Regions from separate parts of the Homo sapiens genome. Here all the other regions are linked to region 1. Evidence: read pairs that join two places in POLR2A ChIA-PET (ENCODE). Cell type or tissue: HepG2. All regions are shown on one strand.

What was found. ChIA-PET counts read pairs that join two places held together with the same protein. Peaks named below come from ENCODE experiments on the same cell type or tissue, not always from the same donor. Only the 100,000 strongest peaks of a DNase experiment are listed, where the experiment ranks them.
Region 2: POLR2A ChIA-PET joins it to region 1 with 7 read pairs; 1 of 35 experiments calls an interaction of 5 or more read pairs at or near these places.
Region 3: POLR2A ChIA-PET joins it to region 1 with 5 read pairs; 1 of 35 experiments calls an interaction of 5 or more read pairs at or near these places.

The regions. Positions count from the first base shown.
Region 1 is chr14:70,253,883-70,256,382 of GRCh38, reverse strand. It overlaps LOC101928046 (a long non-coding RNA gene), which reads right to left and starts at 1,564. Exons shown (of 7, transcript XR_007064236.1): 1 at 1,041-1,564; 2 at 194-618. LOC105370552 (a long non-coding RNA gene) reads left to right here. Exons shown (of 2, transcript XR_943992.1): 2 at 1-21. RefSeq lists a silencer at 1,437-1,546. In HepG2, no CTCF peak of the experiment used is centred here; DNase peaks (open chromatin) are centred at 1,032 and 1,562; H3K4me3 peaks cover 960 bases.
Region 2 is chr14:70,309,794-70,312,293 of GRCh38, reverse strand. All of the region lies in intron 4 of LOC101928046 (a long non-coding RNA gene), which reads right to left. Among named protein-coding and RNA genes, the nearest start is that of COX16, 49 kb to the left of the region's middle. In HepG2, no CTCF peak of the experiment used is centred here; a DNase peak (open chromatin) is centred at 1,183.
Region 3 is chr14:69,886,632-69,889,131 of GRCh38, reverse strand. All of the region lies in intron 1 of SMOC1 (SPARC related modular calcium binding 1), which reads right to left. Among named protein-coding and RNA genes, the nearest start is that of SMOC1, 8.5 kb to the right of the region's middle. In HepG2, a CTCF peak has its summit at 620 (motif pointing left); a DNase peak (open chromatin) is centred at 1,001; H3K4me3 peaks cover 1,617 bases.

The DNA.
Region 1 (2,500 bases):
TAAACATGCCATTTCAGATTAGGAAGAGTGAATTTTTTTCATTGACCTTTCCATATACAATCATACCACTGCAAAAGTTTTTAAAAATAAAAAGTAAAATGAATAAGAATAGTACCAAATAGGGTAGTGAAAAGGTAATAAATTCTTATTAAATATATTAATATATATTTTTAAAAGACATAGGAAAACTTACTTCATATTGTGTCCGGAATTGGTGGCTTCTTGGTCTCACTGACTTCAAGAATGAAGCCGCGAACCCTGGTGGTGAGTGTTACAGTTCTTAAAGGCGGTGTGTGCAGAGTTTGTTCCTTCTGATGTTTGGATGTGTTTGGAGTTTCTTCCTTCCGAGGTTCGGATGTGTTCGGAGTTTCTTCCTTCTGGTGGGTTCGTGGTCTCGCTGGCTCAGGAGTGAGGCTGCAGACCTTCGCGGTGAGCGTTACAGCTCTTAAGGCGGCGCATCTGGAGTTGTTCATTCCTCCTGCTGGGTTCGTGGTCTCTCTGGCTTCAGGAGTGAAGCTGCAGACCTTGCGGTGAGTGTTAACAGCTCTTAAGGCAGCGCGTCTGGAGTTGTTCGTTCCTCCTGCTGGGTTCGTGGTCTCACTGGCTTCAGGAATGAAGCTGTAAGACCTTTATGGTGAGTGTTACAGCTTATAGAGGTAGCGTGGACCCAAACAGTTAGCAGCAGCAAGATTTATTGCAGAGTAAAAGAGCAAAGCTTCCACAGTACAGAAGGAGACAGGGAAGCATTGCCACCGCCAGCTCAGGCAGCCTGCTTTTATTCTCTTATCTGGTCCCACCCACATCCTGCTGATTGGTCCATTTTACAGAGAGCTGATTGGTCTGTTTTAACAGGGTGCTGATTGGTGCTTTACAATCCCTGAGCTAGACACAAAAGTTCTCCACCTCCCCACTAGATTAGCTAGATGCAGTGTCCATTGGTGCATTCACAAACCCTGAGCTAGACACAGGGTGCTGATTGGTGTGTTTACAAAACTTGAGCTAGATACAGAGTGCTGACTGGTGTATTTACAATCCCTTACCTAGACATAAAGATACTTCAAGTCCCCACCATACTCAGGAGCCCAGCTGGCTTCACGCAGTGGATCCCGCACAGGGGCCGCAGGTGGAGCTGCCTGCCAGTCCCGCGCCATGCGCCAGCAGTCCTCAGCCTTCGGGCGGTCTATGGGACTGGGCGCCCTGGAGCAGGGGGCGGTGCTCGTCGAGGAGGCTCGGGCGGCGCAGGAGTCCACAGCAGTGGGCTGGGGGTGGCGGGGAGGGGGTGGGGGCTCAGGCATGGCGGGCGGGGAGGGGGTGGGGGCTCAGGCATGGCGGGCGGGCAGGGGGCGGGAGCTCAGGCATGGCGGGCGGCGGGCGGCGGGCGGCGGGCGGCGGGCGGCGGGCGGCGGGCGGCGGGCGGCGGGCGGCGGGCGGCGGGCGGCCAGGCATGGCTAGCTGCCCGTCCCAAACCCTGCTCGTGGAGAGGCAGCTAAGGCCCGGTGAGAAATCGAGCACAGCAGCTGCTGGCCCAGGTGCTAAGCTCCTCACTGCCCTGGGCTTGTGGGCTGGCCGGCCGCCAGCGGGGCCTGCCGAGCCCACGCCTACCCGGAACTCGCACTGGCCGGCAAACGCCGCGCACAGCCCCGGTTCCTGCCCGCGCCTCTCCCTCCACACCTCCCCGCAAGCTGAGCGAGCCGGCTCCGGCCTTGGCCAGCCCAGAAGGGGGCTACCACAGTGCAGTGGTGGGCTGAAGGGCTCCTCAAGCGTGGGCAGAGTGGGCGCCAAGGCCGAGGAAGCACCGAGAGCAAGGGCTGTGAGGCTGCCAGCATGCTGTCACCTCTCTATATTGGCCTATCATATAAATAAATCACAACATTACAGTTTCTGTTCTTGAGTTTTAACTTCCACAAATTTGTCCATGACTTCAACAAAATTGATCTTCACATACCTGTGCTTGAAGGAGCGCTCGCAGGAAAATAATTTATCCATTAATTTTTTATTTATTTTAACTTAAAAAGTTTTGCTAACATGAAGATTGAAGATAATAAAACGGTTAAGAAAAGCTTTAAACAAAGGATAAGCAGACATTCATAAGAATCTAATTTCACAATAAAAATGAAAAATTTCAAACTGTCCATGTCTTTATTTTTTCGGTATCAACTCTACCAGTTTTGAAATATGTCTATAATCTAAAATTCTAAACACGAATAAAAATTTTATCACAAAGAATGACAGAATTGAAGTAACTCAAGTTTTATTTCTTTGTCTTTATAATCATTGTGCTACAATTGTTTTTTATTTTTTATTTTTATTTATTTTTTAAATTTTATTTTATTATTATACTTTAAGTTCTGAGATACATGTGCAGAATGTGCAGGTTTGTTACATGGGTATACATGTGCCATGGTGGTTTGCTGCACCCATCAACCCATCATCTACGTTAGGTATTTCTCCTAATGCTATCCCTCCCCTAGCCCCCAACCCCCTGACAGGTCCTGTTGTA
Region 2 (2,500 bases), 56 kb before region 1:
TCACACAATAATTTAACATAACAATTATAATTATTACTGATAACATACACTAAGTCATATCAGAATTATAGGAGTTTCCCATAATTTTGGAACACATACCAGCAACATATTTATACAAATACGGCCCAAAGAAAAACCAAATACCATTTCATATTTGACAATGCTTCCTGTATAATTTCTATATCAAATAAGCCAAACATGTCATTTTTTGACTTTAGGGATCCTATTAATAATATCTTAAAGGATTAATTAGGTCAGAAATGACATAATGTATAATTTGATTTTGGAAAGTTTGTCAAATATCAAAGGTTTAAAATACTTGATACCAGGCCAGGCATGGTGGCTCATTCCTGTAATCCCAGCACTTTGGGAGGCCAAGGTGAGTGGATCACCTGAGGTCAGGAGTTTGAGACCAGCCTGGCTAATATGGTGAAACCCCATCTCCACTAAAAATACAAAAAATTAGCCAGGTGTGGTGGTGCACTTCTGTAGTCCCAGCTACTTGGAAGGCTGAGGCAGGAGAATTGCTTGAACACAGGAGGCAGAGGTTGCAGTGAGCTGAGATCATGCCATTGCACTCCAACCTGGGCAACAGAGCGAGACTCCATTTTAAAAAGTAATAATAATAATAATAATAATAAATAAATAAAACACTTGATATCACAAAATGGGATTACAGGCCATTGTAAAGTAAGTCATTCATTTAACCAAAGTGATAACTCAAGGATTTCAAAAAAGAGAAAACCTTCATTCTTTGAGAGAGAAGACTTAATTTTCCAAATAATAAGCCCTAATAAAAATAGCATGAAGCCAATTAAATTTGTTTTTCAAATTTTACCCATATGCTAGTCTTGCAGAGGTGTGACTTTGACATTAATGGTTAATTTGTAGAGAAACTGAACTTATTTTATCTCTTAAAATCGGCCCTCACAATCTCACATGCCCACCTCTTCCACAATAGTCCCTGGGCCTTGTGGAGTTGAACGGCTTTAATTTCTGGGCCTGTGTCTCAAGAAGGTAGTTTATTTTGATTGGCATCTTCTATGGGGCCTGAAGATGAGGCTTTAATTGCTGTCAGTGTTTAAGAGTTAGAAAGGGATGGCCGAATAGGAACTGCTCCAGTCTACAGCTCCCAGTGTGAGTGACACAGAAGATGGGTATTTCTGCATTTCCAACTGAGGTACAAGGTTCATCTCACTGGGACTTGTTGGACAGTGGGTGCAGCCCATGTGAGTGTGAGTCAAAGAAGGGCGGGGTATCGCCTCACCCTGGAAGCACAAGGGTTCGGAGAATTCCCTTTCCTAGCAAAGGGAAGCCGTGACAGACGGTACCTGGAAAATCGGGACACTCCCACCCTAATACTGCGCTTTTCCAATGGTCTTAGCAAACGGCACACCAGGAGATTATATCCCATGCCTGGCTGGGAGGGTCCCATGCCCATGGAGCCTTGCTCACTGCTAACACAGCAGTCTGAGATTGAACTGCAAGGTGGCAGTGAGGCTGAGGGAGGGGCGTCTGCAATTGCTGAGGCTTGACTAGGTAAACAAAGCGGCCGGGAAGCTTGAACTGGGTGGAGCCCACTGCAGCTCTAGGAGGCCTGCCTGCCTCTGTAGACTCCACCTCTGGGGTCAGGGCACAGCTGAACAAAAGGCAGCAGAAACTTCTGCAGACTTAAACGTCCCTGTCTGACAGCTTTGAAGAGAGTAGTGGTTCTCCCAGCACGGAGTTTGAGATTTGAGAACTGACAGACTGCCTCCTCAAGTGGGTCCCTGACCCCCGAATAGCCTAACTGGGAGACAACTCCCAGTAGGGGCCGACTGACACCTCATACAGCCGGGTGCCCCTCTGAGACGAAGCTTCTAGAGGAAGGATCAGGCAGCAACATTTGCTGTTCTGCAATATTTGCTGTTCTGCAGCCTCCGCTAGTGATACCCCAGCAAACAGGGTCTGGAGAGGACCTCCAGCAAACTCCAACAGACCTGCAGCTGAGGGTCCTGACTGTTAGAAGGAAAACTAACAAACAGAAAGGAATAGGATCAACATCAATAAAAAGGACATCCACACCAAAACCCCATCTGTAGGTCACCATCATCAAAGACCAAAGGTAGATAAAACCACAAAGATGGGGAGAAACCAGAGCAGAAAAGCTGAAAATTCTAAAAGTCAGAGCACCTCTTCTCCTCCAAAAGAATGCAGCTCCTCACCAGCAATGGAACAAAGCTGGACGGAGAATGACTTTGACAAGTTGACAGAAGTAGGCTTCAAAAGATCAGTAAGTAAAACAAACTTCTCTGAGCTAAAGGAGGATGTTCAAACCCATCGCAAAGAAGCTAAAAACATTGAAAAAAGATTAGACAAATGGATAACTAGAATAAACAGCGTAGCGAAGACCTTAAATGACCTGATGGAGCTGAAAACCATGGCACAAGAACTACATGATGCACGCATAAGCTTCAGCAGCCGATTTGATCAAATGGAAGAAAGGGTATCAGTGACTGAA
Region 3 (2,500 bases), 370 kb after region 1:
GCTATTAACATTCATATTTACATTAATTTAATTTAATTTAAAATTCAGGTCCTCAGTGTACTAACCACATTTCAAATATTCAATAGCCACATGTGGCTAATATTGGACAGTGCAGTTATAAAACATGTCCATCCTTGTGGAAAGTTCTGTGGATGAAGAGAAGTCACTGGCATCATCGTTTTTAAGCAGGTCACTGGCACTTTGGAAGGAGGAAGTGAAGGAGTAATACACGTCCTTTTATAACACTCCCTATCTCACTCTTTTATTTGTTATCTACAATGTGTCCTCTCCCCAGGGGTTTGGCAGAAGTTTCAAGAATAAATGCATAATGAACATCCATAAAAATTATTTAAAACTCCCAGCACTGCCTTAGAATGCATATCTAGTTCTAAAAATAAACCACTCTGGGAAGCAGGTCCAATTTTTCTCCACTGTCAATACTTTAAAAGAAAAAAAAAAGGCTTTCAGCCCTTATCTTATAGAATCCAATCAACACCGTAGTGTAAAATAGATTTTAAGGAGGCGAGGCGTAGTTGTTCAAACCTCTAGATAATTTGTCAGGTTTCAAAACACATTATGCCTGACCTCATGGAACTTTGCTCAGTCCCAGTGCTCCCTGGTGGTGGGAAAGGCTCTACTGAGATGAGAGCTACCTTTCCTGTCTTAGAGAGGCTGCCCCATTCTGACTCAAAAAAAGGATGCTGAAATCAACCAAGGTGACGTCCAGGAAGTATGCAGAGCTCCATACCTAACAAGCTTAGATGTGGCCAAAGGTAAGATTATTTTGTGATCTAGCAACTGAATTCCGAATGATGTTGGATGCAAAAGAAAACCCTATAGTCACCTATGTTGCTTTGGGGTCTTCATGGGGACAGTTGGAAGTGATTCATGGCAATCCAATCTCTGAACCTCTCAGTGACTCATGACCCATGCAGAGCACATACTGTACAAATCTAACCCTGTTTGGCGGCCTCACAAGCAGCTCCGATTTATTTCTCATCCGCAACTCAACCTTTGTCCTCCCCAAACATGGAAGGAGGGGGCCCTCCACACTGACATCCTCTACCACTAGCAGCAATACCAGGACTTGGCTGCCTAAACAATAAATCTCTATGTGGCCCAGAGAGAAAGGGTGCCCTGTACCTGCTAAGCAGGACCATGCATCCCACCCCCAGCTCCTGCAAAAGGCGGTGAGGGGAGGTTGGAATAAAGACAGGCATCAAACTAGAAACAGGCCTTCCCCTAGTCCAGACACTACCTCCACCCACAGGCCCCACTGGCAAATAAAGTTTCTGACCCATGCATCAGCTCATGAACACTTCCACTCTGCAGGGTGAATCACCCTGAGCAAGGAAAAGGGAAGACTGCCCACTGCCAGCTTAGCTTTACAAATGAGCCCTTAGGCCACCTGATGCAGACGTTTATGCCAGGGCCTGGGTCTGCTCTGGGTCTAGAAGCCAAAATCACTCCCCAGTGGGGTTATTTTAGATAGAGCCACATGCACATCTTGAAAGGTGGGGAGGAAGCAGAAGGTGGCAAGAAAGGAGTCCCTTACTCTGGGACTTTTTGTTTGACCTCACATGCAAAGAATTGAATTAATTTTAATCTTTGGCTCATGATACACTCAGCATTGGTTTATGCAGGGCTCACTTTTTTATCAGCTATTAGATCTTGAATAATGGACAAATGCCTTTAGCCCATCCTCCCTCTCCCCCAAAAAGGTAGAGTATCAACACCAACCCACACCAACCATATGGTTTTACCCATCCTATCCCCCTGCCTCACCCTAACTTCACCCTGAATCTGTATCCATCATTACTTTACTATGCTTTTCATAGCATTTTGTTGTAGCTGTATGTAGTCCTAAAAACTTTTTTTTAATTTTAGTTATTTATAAGTTACTGTATCTTTTGGTAATTTTCTTTCACTTAATATCATATTGCCAAGATTTATCCATATTTTTGCATGTCACTGTTGTTCACTTGTTTTGGCTGAGTATAATTTTACACTGTGAATTCATCACAGTTTACTCATCTGCCCTCCCACTGATGAGCATCTGGGCTCTTTCCAGGCATGTGATATTATAAACATAGTTGCACAGGACATGAGTTTCTCCTGGGCACATAGAGCCGGAGTGGAATTGCTGGGCCATAAGAAATGTGAATACTCAACTTCAGAAGATAATTAGATCATATCAATTCTTTTCTATTTTGATTGCATTTCCTAGAGATTCTAAGATGATTGTTTCCTCTTCCTGTCCTTTTGTTTCTATAAATTTCACATGTCAGCTCTACCAAAATGTTTAAATCTGGTCCTTGGCCTAACACTTCAGTAGCACTTCAGCTAAATCCCCCCATATGGAAAAGAAGGATTCTTGTCAGGGGCACAGATAATAGGAAAAGCATCTAAGCAGACACAAGGACCCACCCTGGACCAGATGCTGGGATGGGCTAGTCAAATGGAAGGAAACAGTTTAGAAGCTGTTTCACTCTTGGCAAAT